Linked DNA regions of Homo sapiens: region 2 is linked to region 1. Evidence: chromatin contacts called from ENCODE Hi-C or POLR2A ChIA-PET data. All regions are on one chromosome and are shown on one strand. The core of a region is the stretch at or near the end of the contact, and the rest is flanking DNA. Distances in the headings are between cores, read along the strand shown. Region 1 overlaps LOC105370866 (a long non-coding RNA gene). Region 2 overlaps SMAD3 (SMAD family member 3).

What was found. Hi-C counts contacts between places; a loop is a spot of excess contacts on that map. ChIA-PET counts read pairs that join two places held with the same protein, here RNA polymerase II (POLR2A).
Region 2: a map of heart right ventricle shows a loop between it and region 1 (24-fold over the local background). The contact joins two enhancer-like sites. A Hi-C loop is called at or near these places in 1 of 168 maps with a recorded cell type or tissue (heart right ventricle). POLR2A ChIA-PET finds 5 or more read pairs at or near these places in 2 of 52 experiments (PC-3 and activated naive CD4-positive, alpha-beta T cell).

Annotation. Positions count from the first base shown.
Region 1 is chr15:65,827,404-65,833,845 of GRCh38, reverse strand. All of the region lies in intron 1 of LOC105370866 (a long non-coding RNA gene), which reads right to left. Among named protein-coding and RNA genes, the nearest start is that of DENND4A, 38 kb to the right of the region's middle. RefSeq lists enhancers at 1-37, 770-1,500. Within about 2 kb of position 4,490, at least 3 of the 41 ENCODE cell types and tissues checked have a DNase peak (open chromatin) inside an H3K27ac peak, as active enhancers do.
Region 2 is chr15:67,131,139-67,136,884 of GRCh38, reverse strand. The region is part of intron 1 of SMAD3 (SMAD family member 3); the gene reads right to left. Among named protein-coding and RNA genes, the nearest start is that of SMAD3-AS1, 13 kb to the left of the region's middle. RefSeq lists a cis regulatory region at 1,226-1,237 and an enhancer at 1,160-1,304. Within about 2 kb of position 2,469, at least 22 of the 41 ENCODE cell types and tissues checked have a DNase peak (open chromatin) inside an H3K27ac peak, as active enhancers do.

The DNA of each region.
Region 1 (6,442 bases), core at 3,241-5,740:
AATTGTCTTCTAGTTCTTCCAGGCACAAAAGCTTATTCTCTAAAACCATTAAGGAGATTTCATTTGCCATTCCTACAATGGAAGGAATTTAATAATCACTCACTCTCTTAAAGCACTCACCAAACATGGATTTAAATGATCCCGGGCCTAATGATATGTTAAACATCCACATCCTCCTGATGAAGAAGACCCTAGTATAAGTGTTGAAAAAATCAAGTGTTACCAAAAAAAAAAAAAAAAAAAAAAGCCATGAATGAACTGTCTCCTCACCTAGTCCTGTCAATATGTCCTCCTTCTGTCTTCATGCTATCCTGAATATTTAGAAGCCTCTGCTTTGATACTCACCCTTCTTAAGGGGTCCTTTATGCCCAGGGAAGTTATATGAGGACCCATGGAGGTTTCAGCACTCTTTCTGACATCTAGGCTACAAACTGTCCAACCCATCTAAATGTAACAACAGTTTTACCCACATTGCTTTTCTGGCTAACTTCTCTAGCTCTTTGTGTAATTTAGGAAGTAGCATCTTCAAAACATTATAAAACACTCCTTAAGTAATGTGTAGGTGCTCTTTTGCAAGGCCCTGCCTCGCTCATGTGAGTATTATTTTAAAATACTGCCTCTGGATTCCTGGTCTTCAGTTTGAAATTTTTGTAGCTGCTTCAGCACTTCCTTCCCAGAGAGGGCTTGTGGCCTTGCTCCAAACAACACCACAGGACTTCCGCTAAGTATCCGGTTTTGTTTTGGTTTCCTACAACTGAGCTGTCACTCTCTGAGTTGCTGTTTTCAGAGCCCGCTGGGAGGAAAACAGGAATGGGCCCCTGCGGCACCATGCACAGGGCCAAGGAGCTTGGAAACCACTTGAAGGAGCAGCTGGGTGAAAAGTGGCAGGCCGCTATGGGACTCCTCTCTCAGCCTATGAGGACATAGATGACATCGGAAACCTGTGCTTACAGTTTCTCAGGGGCCTGGCACTTTGCTCTGTTGTCCCAGTGACTCACATGATAATTTTCCAGGCCTTCAAACTAGGTCAACAGCTTTGTTTGCCCAGAGAGCTCCCCTGGGAGGCCATTCTAAGGAAAGCAGACTGAAAGGGGATGTTTGGCCAGGTGATTCTTTTTGCTGGCTTTTAGCCTGAGGAAACATGATCAGTATTCAGGCCAGGAGTTTGGAGAATTAAAAGCTGCCAGCATCTGGGCTAAACCAACATACGTCAGTATTATTAGTTAAATGTTAACCATACTGCTAATTGCAGCCCTCTCCTGGAAAGAATTGAACAGATGATTTGGGAAGGCCCTAAAACAAGATGTCCACTCCTTATAGATAAGAAAGACAGCAGCTTGTGCTACAAATCTAGTCATAGAAGCTTCCATTAACTGTGAGTGGGACCTGATCAATTTTTTTCTTTATTAAGCGATGTAGTCTGATTCAGTATTTCTCAAATTTGAGAAGTCACAGAGCCCCAAGAACATATCTGAAGACCTGTAGACCCCAGTTTTTTAAGTCGGAATTACAAGTTTTTCTTTTCTTTTTTTTTTTTTTTTTTTTGAGACAGAGTCTTGCTCTGTTGCCCAGGCTGGAGTGCAGTGGCATGATCTCAGCTCACTGCAAGCTCCGCCTCCCATGTTCACGCCATTCTCCTGCCTCAGTCTCCCGAGTAGCTGGGACTACAGGCACCCGCCACCACGCCCGGCTAATTTTTTGTATTTTTAGTAGAGACAGGGTTTCACCATGTTAACCAGGATGGTCTCAATCTCCTGACCTTGTAATCCGCCCGCCTCAGCCTCCCAAAGTGCTGGGATTACAGGCGTGAGCCACCGTGCCCAGCCCGGAATTACAAGTTTTTCATACCAGTATTATTCACAATGGCCAGAAAGTGAAAACAACCCAAATGTCCATTGACTGATTGGTGGATAAACAATGGGATACAATGGCAACGAAAAGGAATGAAGTGCTGGTACGTGCTACAACATGGATGAATATCGAAAACATGCTAAATGAAAGAAGCCAGACACAAAGACCACATGTCATATGATTCCAGTTATATAAAATGTCCAGAATAGGCAAATCCAAAGAGACAGAGAGTAGATTAGTGGTTGCCAGGGGTTGGGGAGAGAGGGAAATGGACTGCTAATGGGTTTGGGGTTTTTTGAGGTGTGGGGGGTGATGAAAATGCTCTGAAATTATGTAGCAGTGATGGTTGCACAACCTTATGAGTATACCAAAAAACACTAAATTGTATACTTTAAAAGGATGCATTTATGGCATATGAATTACATCTACATTTTATTTGATTTGATTGATTGATTGAGACAGAGTCTCACTCTGGTTGCCCAGGCTGGAGTGCAGTGGTGCCATCTTGGCTCACTGCAGCCTCAACTTTTTGGGCTCAGGTGATTCTCCCACCTCAGCCTCCCAAGTAGCTGGGACTACAGGAGCATGACACAATGCCTGGCTAATTTTTTGTATTTTTTTTTTTTTTTAGTAGAGATGGGGTTTCACCATGTTGCCCAGGCTGATCTCGAACTCCTGGATTCAAGTAATCCGCCCGCCTCAGCCTCCCAGAGTGCTGGGATTACAGCTGTGAGCCACTGTACCCTCAGTCCATATCTAACTTTTAAAAGTTACATATTATTTTAATTTTAAAAGTTACATATTATTTTAGTTGATTACTGGGTATTAGAATATGTTAAATAGTTTGTGCAGAACAATGAAACCTTGTGTCAAGATTCACTTATGTGGTGGCTAGCCAGGTGGTCCAGAAGTGTAGGTTAATTGTAGATAATCATTGAGGGAAATCTAAAATATACTTGTAGATAATGTCAAGGCCCTAAGAACTCATCAGTAGAACTCTCAAGGGTCCCTGAACCCCAATTTGAGAAACATTGGCCCAGGTAACCTCCCAGGATTTGTGACCCTTTTACATGCTATGTGATGAAAACTCTTTATAATGTACTTTCCAAAGACAAAGTCTGGCCAGGGATGCCTTGGGATTTATAAGTCCCTTGGCTGAACCTTGGTAACATAAGTATGTTATTACTCCATCTACTCTCCAGATACTTAATTGAGCATGTGATCTATGAGGATAGAAATGCATTAACCCCATCATGAGATGAAAGTAGAGTATGATATCAGGTGATCTAACATGGAAGATCCTCTGAGGAAGGCCTCCCACTGGGGCCTCACTTGGTTCGTGGATTGATCACTCCTGACTTAGATACTATGACCTTCCAAAAGGGTCCCTGGTGATGGAATAAAGATGGATGCTGGTAACTCAAAACAGAGGGGAAGGCCAGTAGGCATTTATGTCAGCAAGGAGGCTTTCCCAAAAGGTCTGTTTGGGCATGGGCAAAGGTCAAGGTATATAGGGTGTGGTTCATGGTTGGCTTTTATACTTATTTAACTGGAGGACAACTCTCTCTACTCTTTGTTTTTTGGTTTTGTTTTTTGAGACAGAGTCTCGCTCTGTGGCCCAGGCTGGAGTGCAGTGGCGCAATCTTGGCTCACTGCAACCTCTGCCTCCCAGGTTCAAGTGATTCTCATGTCTCAGCCTCTTGAGTAGCTAGCATTACAGGCATGCATCACCATGCCTGGCTAATTTTTATATTTTTAGTAGAGACGAGGTTTCGCTCTCTTGGCCAGGCTGGTCTCGAACTTCCGGCCTCAAGTGATCCATCGACCTCAGATTCCCAAAGTGCTGAGATTACAGGCATGAGCCACTGTGCCCGGCCTGATTTTTTGTTTTCTCACCTAGAAAAAAAACAGAAATTATCCCACTTGCTAGGGTAGTTCAGTCATCAAACTACCAAATAGGGGCTACCAAAGCCCCTATTCTTTATGTATTCTTTATGTACTACACACTAGGCTTGTGCTGGGAGGAAACTGGTGTGGCCCCTTTTCTAAGGGAGCCCACAGCCCAGTGGGGGAGACTATTGTATGTTCTTAGTGTTATGGAAAGAAACTTTGTGTTGAAAGAACTTTGAAAACTATGAGTGCTTTAAAATATATGACAATAAGTATATTTTAATTATCCAGTATGAGTCAATGGTTGGTCTGATTTCTGGACCTGGGTATTTCTCTAAGAGGACTAGGTCTCGCTTTGTCACCCAGACTGGAGTGCAGTGGTGTGATCTAGGCTCACTGCAGCCTCAACTTCCCCAGGCTCAGGTGATCCTCCCACCTCAGCCTCCCAGGTAGTTGGGACTACAGGCGCAAGTCACCACGCCCAACACATTTTTGCATTTTTTATAGAGACAGGGTTTCGTCATGTTGCCTAGGCTGGCCTTGAATTCCTGAGCTCAGGCAATCCACCAGCCTAAGCCTCCTAAAGTGCTGGAATTACAGGCATGAGCCTCCATGCCTGGCCCAAACTACTTTTGTAGAATTAAACATTGGAGCAGTTACTAAATATCATTCACCTGGGTATTGACTGAATTCACCAACTCCCATGACGGTATTTTCATGTTGTGCCCACTAGGTGTCTCGTTATTTTGTAAGAAAATGGAAAAGCACAATGTTTCTACCTGTGTTACCAGTCAGCTATAGGATAAACATGGGAATCACTTAGCTAAAATCTCAGCCCCGTCCTAGCAATCATTGATTAAAATGCCAGTGGTTACCTCTCATTTGAGTAGAAGCAGGGAATGTCCACAAAGATGTCTTTGTGGATTCTTTCTGCTTCTCATAATCCATGTACCTAAAAACTGTTCTCTTAAAGTCAGGACTAGGAAGATGAAGTAGGAATTCTTCCACAACATGAGTACTAAGACCTTAAGGGTAACAGCACTGCATCCCCATTGGTTTCCTAGGTTAATGTTTATGCTGTAACCTGCATGTGAGCTGACATTCCCTAGCCACACCACACTATTTGTATGCCCAGCCAGAATGTGTTCTTCCCTATACATCAATCAAAAAGACTTGTTTTCACAACACAATCCAGGGTCTCTTCTTGCACTTAGAATTTCAGGTTTGTAAATAATATAATACTGCTTATCTCAATATTTTCACCTGTGTCATGAATGACTTTTCTTTAGATGGCCCATGCCGAACCTTCTGTATATGAGTGACATCAGAGCGGAAGGCACTAGATAACAAACAGGAAACTGAGTGCCTTCAAAAGTTTATTGCAACCTCAAGAGCCCATCTCATCAGGCTTTCATACTCTACTAATGGGAGTGTAAACTGATATGACCTTTCTGCAATACAATTTGACAGTATCTATCAAGAATGTATTTTAAAATGTATTTCAAAAGTACTCTTTAATGCTGTGTCTGTCAGGATCCCAAAAGAAAAAGGATTTCAGCCAGGAGCAGTGGCTCATGCCTACAATCCCAGCACTCTGGGAGGCCAAGATGAGTGAATTGCTTGAGCCCAGGAGTTCAGGACCAGCCTGAGCAACATGGTGTATTAGTCTGTTTTCATACTGCTATAAAGAACTGCCCAAGACTGGGTAATTTATAAAGGAAAGAGGTTTAATTGACTCACAGTTCAGCATGGCTGGGGAGGCCTCAGGAAACTTACAATCATGGCATAAGGCAAAGGATAAGCAAGGCACCTTCTTCATGTGGCGGCAGAAGGAGAAGTGCTGAGTGACGGGGGAAGAGCCCCTTATAAAACCATCAGATCTCGTGAGAACTCACTATCACGAGAATAGCAGGTGGGAAACTGCCCCCATGATTCAATTAACCTCCACCTGGTCTCTCCCTTGACACATGGGGATTATGGGGATTACAATTCAAGATGAGATTTGGGTAGGGACACAAAGCCTAACTATATCACATGGTAAAAACCCATCTCTACTAAAAATACAAAAATTAGCCAGGCATGGTGGCACACACCTGTAGTCTCAGCTACTCGGGAGGCTGAGGTGGAAGGATCACTTAAACCCAGGACACAGAGGTTGCAGTGAGCCTGTCAAAAGAAAAAAAAAAAAGAAAAAGGAAAACGATTTGAGTCAGGATGGTTCAAATGAAGAGACTCTTTTTTTTTTTTTTTTTGTTGGGGGACAGGCTCTCACTCCATTACCCAGGCTGGAGTGCAGTGGCACAACCTAGGCTCACTGCAACTTCTGCCTCCCGGGTTCAAGCGATTCTCCTGCCTCAGCTTCCTGAGTAGCTGGGTTTACAGGCACCCACCACCACCCCCAGGATAATTTTTGTATTTTTAGCAGAAAGGGGGTTTCACCATGTTGGCCAGGCTGGTCTCAAACTCCTGACCTCAAGTGATCCGCCTGTCTTGGTCTCCCAAAGTGCTGGGATTACAGGTGTGAGCATTGTGCCTGGCAATGAAGAGACTTTAATAAAAGAACTACTTACAGACAGGTAGGCTGGGCTAAGGGGTAAACAGGGATGTTAAGGCACCAAGAGAAAAGCAACAGTGGGAAGCAACATTTCCTTATCCTAGGGATAAAGGAACAGAGGGAGGAAATAATCTTACAGAATCCAGT
Region 2 (5,746 bases), core at 1,220-3,719, 1.3 Mb before region 1:
ACCTGAAGAGACCATGGTACCACTCCCCACCTGGAGAAGCCCAGGGATCTCCATCCTCTGCCCTTGGGGGGATGGGGAGAAAATATCTCTATAGGGTGGAGGTTGGGGTAATAGGGCAGTCAGCAATTTCACTCTTTACTTCTCCATGTGTTCTAAATTTTCCACAATAATTATATATTACAGTTATGTTAAAGTGGGGAGGGAAGCATTAAAGACAAAAGCCAAAACACCTGCTCTAAGAATAACTGACTCTGGGCCGGGTGCAGTGGCTCATGCCTATAATCCCAGTACTTTGGGAGGCTGAGGTGGGCAGATCACCTGAGGTCAGGAGTTCGAGACCAGCCTGGCCAACATGGCGAAACCCTGTCTCTACTAAAAAATACAAAAATTAGCCAGGTGTGGTGGTGCACGCCTGTAATACCAGCTACTCAGGAGGCTGAAGCAGAATTGCTTGAATCCGGAAGGCGGAGGTTGCAGTGAGCCGAGATTGCACCACTGCACTCCAGCCTGGGTGACAGAGCAAGACTCCAACTCGAAAAGAAAAAAAAAAAAAAAAGAATGACTGACTCTGGGATGTGTTTCCTCACATGAAAGGTTCAGATGACCCTGGGAGCTCAAGATGGCACAATCTTTAATGTATCTGCAATTATGCAGGGTTGAAAGTTCCAAGTTTTAAGTCAAAGGCAATGAATTTATAATTTTGAGATTTCAATTTGAGAGCAGTTAGGTTTGTTCTGTGATCTTGAATCACTGATCTGGCCTTGGATATTCAGCCTTCTTTTCCCAAAAGGTGATCATTTGCTTTGGTGGTTCAAACACATTGCAGTGGGGTTATTTGGCTTTACAAATAATACACTACAAAATTCTAGCTGGGAAGGACACACACCAATTTAAAAGAGAGTAAACACCTGTGAAACGGGAGCGAGAAGAAGGGGGAAGGGGTTGGAGTAACAGGAGGTCTTCAGCAGAAGGTTTTTATTTTTAGTAAAGAAAGAGATGTTACAAATACCTGATGTGAATATGGAAAATATTAACGTTTATTAAATCTGGTAGAATACCACTTGCCCGTAATTCAAATGTTTCACGTTTTTATAATACGATGAAAACACACACACATACCCCACCACCAACAGGCCAAGGCAGGGCAATGCTTCTGGCATCTTAGAGAGGGTGTCTGAACCAGCACAGAGGCAGAGGAGAAAATCAAAGTTCAAAGTACTGCTCTGGTATGTAAACACTGAGGAAATTCTTGGCCTGAGAGTATACACAGCAATGTATTAACTTGTCTTCTGAAATTTGTTATTACAGGGAAGAAAAGTTTTTTTTAAAAAAAAACAATTAAGTGGAAGGGAAAATGAAAACTATCATTTATTTATTTAGAGAGGGCCTACTTGGTACCAGGCACCCTGCAAGAAGTTTTGGCTCTCAAATTATCTAATCTTAACAATGAAAAAGGGTGTTTTGACCCCTTTCTGTCCCAGATGAGGAAACCAAGCTTCCAAGGGGCAAAGCCACTGGCCCACAGCCTCAAGCAGTCAGGGGACTGTGAAGGGGGCAGGCTGGGCCCGGGGGCTGCCCCTGGATTTTTGGTACAGGCTGGGACCCAGGGTGAGAAGAGCTCACTGGAGCTTATCTTTCTTACCCTCACTGGGGGTCACCCTCTCTCCCCTACAAACCCACGTTTTGCCCCTCTCAGTGCTAGAACCCAGATTGCTGACCCCTGGCACAGAAAGGAACCTTCCAAACACAGCTCTTCCCGGCCATCTTCTCTCCTGTGGCTCCAAAACCAGGCCAGCTCTGTCCCTAGCACCTGCCCAGCTCCCAGGACAAAGCCCCCAGTGACACCCCTGCTTCCACTCTCCCAGCACAGGACCCCCTGGGTACATCTCCCCAGCAGGACCCTGGGGGCTGAAGGGCAGCCAGCTTCGGTTCCAATCCCAGCCCCACCCCTCAGTGGCTCATCAAACATTGCCTCTTTAAACCTCAGATTCCTTGTCTGCAGAAATCTCTCAGCATTCTGTCTCACCTCTGCCGTGAGTGTGAGGGGCAACAGCACACATAAAGCTCCCAGAGCAGGACCTGGCACAGAGTTGCACGATAATAGGTTATCATTGGCAGAATGATCCTTGACAACTCCGTGTAAACACAGTTCTTCTCGATCCTGGACTTCAGAGTCTTTGAGAGCCAGAGTCGCGCCTTTAGTAATTTCCCAACACCCACAGTATGTGGTAGCAGAGGAGGAGGAAAGAAAGCCCAAGGGGCTGGGATGGGTCAAGTGTTTGCCAAGGAAAGGGAGCTGGAGAAGCTGGAGGTAGGGTCGCTGTAAGCCCTTTAAGGCACCCCGAGCGTAAGACAACACTGAAGCAAGGACTGTGAACTCTCAGCAGTGGCTTTTCTTAGTGCTGCTTGCTCTCTCACACACACCACTGGGGAAATGACATCACAGGGCCTCACCTCAAATAGGTCAGGGGAAACAGCATTTCAAAAGGCCTTTCCTGCATCTCTCCGATGGCTGGATGGCATCTTAAAGGCCCCGTTCATCTGAGCTTAGGGAATCGCAGAAGAGCTCCTGCTGCAAATACCAAACACTGACACACATTCACCACTCATTAACCCCAGGCCAATTTCATTCACAGAGCAGCAGATTCTCAATGTGCAGTGGTGGGTGACTGGCTTGGTGGGGCGTTGCAGGGGTTGAGCCTTGGAAATAACCAGGTTTCTTAAGGGAAGGGAGAAACCACCACTTTCTCCCTGTGGCACTCGGTAAGCACCAGCACATCTGAAACCTGGAGTGACTCTGTGGGTGACTCTGCCCACATCATCCCATTTTCCTCTAATGAGGAGTACTGCTAAACGTGAAGGTGCTAAACGTGAAAATATCTCAAGTGCTGAACATTAAAGGCACAAGCAGACAAGCACCCAGGAGAGAGGGGGGCAGTGGCAGCTGGAGCACTGGCCAGGGAGTCAGAAGCAGAGCTCTGGTCCTGGTTCTGACCTTCCTGGCTATGTGACTTTAGGCAAGTCGCTTACCCTTCCTGAATCTCTCAGTTGCCTCATTCAGAAAATGAAAAGGTTAAAACAGATCATTCCAAAGGTCCCTGCCACTTTTCAGACTGTTGAAAAAGTGCTCTCTTCTGGGGAATATTTGAGTCGGCACTACTCTCCCAAACCACGGCCTTGAGTGAAAACCAAGGCAATTCTTGGTTCCATTCCCCCATCTGCTTCTGCTACAGTTCTGTGTGTTGGTCCCTGAAACATCCTCCCAACCCTTTCCTAATTTGCAGTTAATTGCAAGGAACTACACCTACATTCATTTTGGGGGTCACAAATGGAAAATACTAATGACTTTGTAAATTAATTTCAGATTTGGCTCCATTTTTCTGGCGATAGGATCATACTTTGTTTGCCTTCTCATTGTTTTTAGAGGCAAACAGAAACGCAGCCCATCCCCCAAATGCATTTAAAATCCCAATTAAGTTTTTCTAGAAAAAAAAAAAGGGCATATAATATTGGCATTGGCAAAGTTATGTTACGGTGTAAAAGATTATGGCTATAGGCCTGATAGTGCTCAAACAGGACAAATGGGACATGGTTTTCCTCTGGCCAGGAGAGAGAGATAAGAGGTCCAGAAGGGCTTTTCCCGTGTTCACCAGCAGTTCAGCCAATGTCATTGAGTTCACCCTTCCATAAAGTTAGACTGTCACAGCCACTTGCCTGGAGAAGAGGCACAGACCCCACATCAGGGAGGCCATGGTCTCTGCTGCTTGGGCTGGGCTACTGCATCTGCCCTGGGCGTAATACAGGACGGGCCACAAACAGTTTGGACAAGTGTTTAAAGAGGAGTGACAAGCAAGGAAGTGCAAAACATGGGTCAGAGGAGGAAGCTGATGATGCTTTGCAGGGAGGAGAGAAATCCAAGTGAACAGGGCAGAATGTCCTGAAGGACATAAGGCTTCATGGTGGGCTGTTTTAAACTGTGGAGCAGAAGTTACGGGGAGTCTGATTTCTGTTCAACTCAAGGAGTTTATCAGAATGAAAGAAAATGCAATGGTCTGCCTTGGAGTGATGAGTGGGGAGTGCGGCAGCTTGCTAATGATAAAAAGCCTGTCATCCATTTAAGCAGGCTTCCCCAGTATTCAGTACAGTTAAGCAAGGCACCTCATTCAATTCATGCAACAGTTCTGGGAGGGCAACAACTCAAACCTATTGGTGAGTTCACTGTCCTAGTGAGGAAAATGGGGGCTCACAGGTGGCATTATGCCCAAGTCACATAGCTAATAACTGCAGGTGCATTTGACTGAGACCTTCTGCCCAGTGCTTTTCCTCCCACAATTCCTCCCATTCTACAGCCTTGGAGTCCCTGCCTCTTGGGTCAAAAGGCTGGGTTTAGGAATGCTGTCTCCCTGCCCTCATCTGTCCTCACCATTCCCGCAAGAAGCACAAGCTGCACATTCTGGTCTAGCTTCCATCTTGCCTATGGGAGGGGCATATAGATTCCCGGGGTGGAGATGGGGCAATGTTCCTTGATTTTCCATCTCAGAAATGGGCAAAACAGTGAGGTTGTCCTTCTCAAAGCCCCATTCACTTCCTAAAAAATACGGTGAGGGTCAGGGTGAGACGTTCGCAGCATGGGAACTTGCTGTTCAGATAAGGAGATGAGACACATCCTCAGGTCTCTACAACACAGAATCTATGTGGCTGATCGCTGAGGACTCAGTTTCCCCCTCTATAAAGTGAAAGACTTGCTAGTTATCCTCCAAGACACCTTCCTATCATGAAGTTCCATGTCTCAGATGACCATCAGTTTGGACAGGGTTCTCTGCAGGTCTGCTTGGGCATAGGAGATACCACTCAAGGGTCCTCCCAACAGAGACAGGACAACAACCTGAGCTTGCCCTGCATGATAAGACAGAAGGGGGAGATTGGAGGAACAGACAGAGATGTTTTCACAAGGTTCACACACACTGGATCTCTATCTCCTGTTAATGCAGTGTTCTTAGCCAGGTAGTGTCCTGAAGAAGCACCCATCTCCTGGACAGGGTGATTTCTGCAGAAGAGGATGGACTGGCTGCCCTGCCCCCAATTAACACGTGGTAAAACTGAAGACCAGGTAAGGCCTCAAAAGAAGGTTCTGGCAAATCGGGCTTCATTTGAGGACCAGGACTCAACCCTGGTCACAGAGAGGCAGTGAGGTATAGTGGCTAAGTTAGGGCTCTCGAGAGAGAGGCTGGGACTGAAATCCCTAGCTTCATGATGTTCAGAAAGGTCCAAGTCTCTGAGCATCAGTTTCCTCCTCTTTACAGCGGGACTGGGAGGAATCCCTGGAGCAAACTGTGACCAGCACCCTGCGCAGTGCTTGGCATGCAACAGACATCAGCCACCATTCAGCAACAGGAGCACTGTGATTGCTCCTAAAAGTAAAACAAAACAAACACACTCAAAATGAAAACAACAACAATGAAACCCGAGAACACAGCTCGATGCCTGGCAAATAGAAACAACTCAACGACTATCTCCTGGCTGATGGCAAAACAGACAGAAAGAGGGACAAATGAGTCAAAGCCTCTTGGTTCTGAGGTCCCATATCTTCCATTCAGTACTATGTGACCTGTGGCAAGGGACTGACACTCCCTGAGCCTCAGTCAGCTTCGGGAATCTGCCGAGTACTCTGGAGGGAGATTTACACATGCGAAGCCGCGGGTCCTCAGAGAACATGGCAATAGCATGTAGGACAAGATATTCCTGC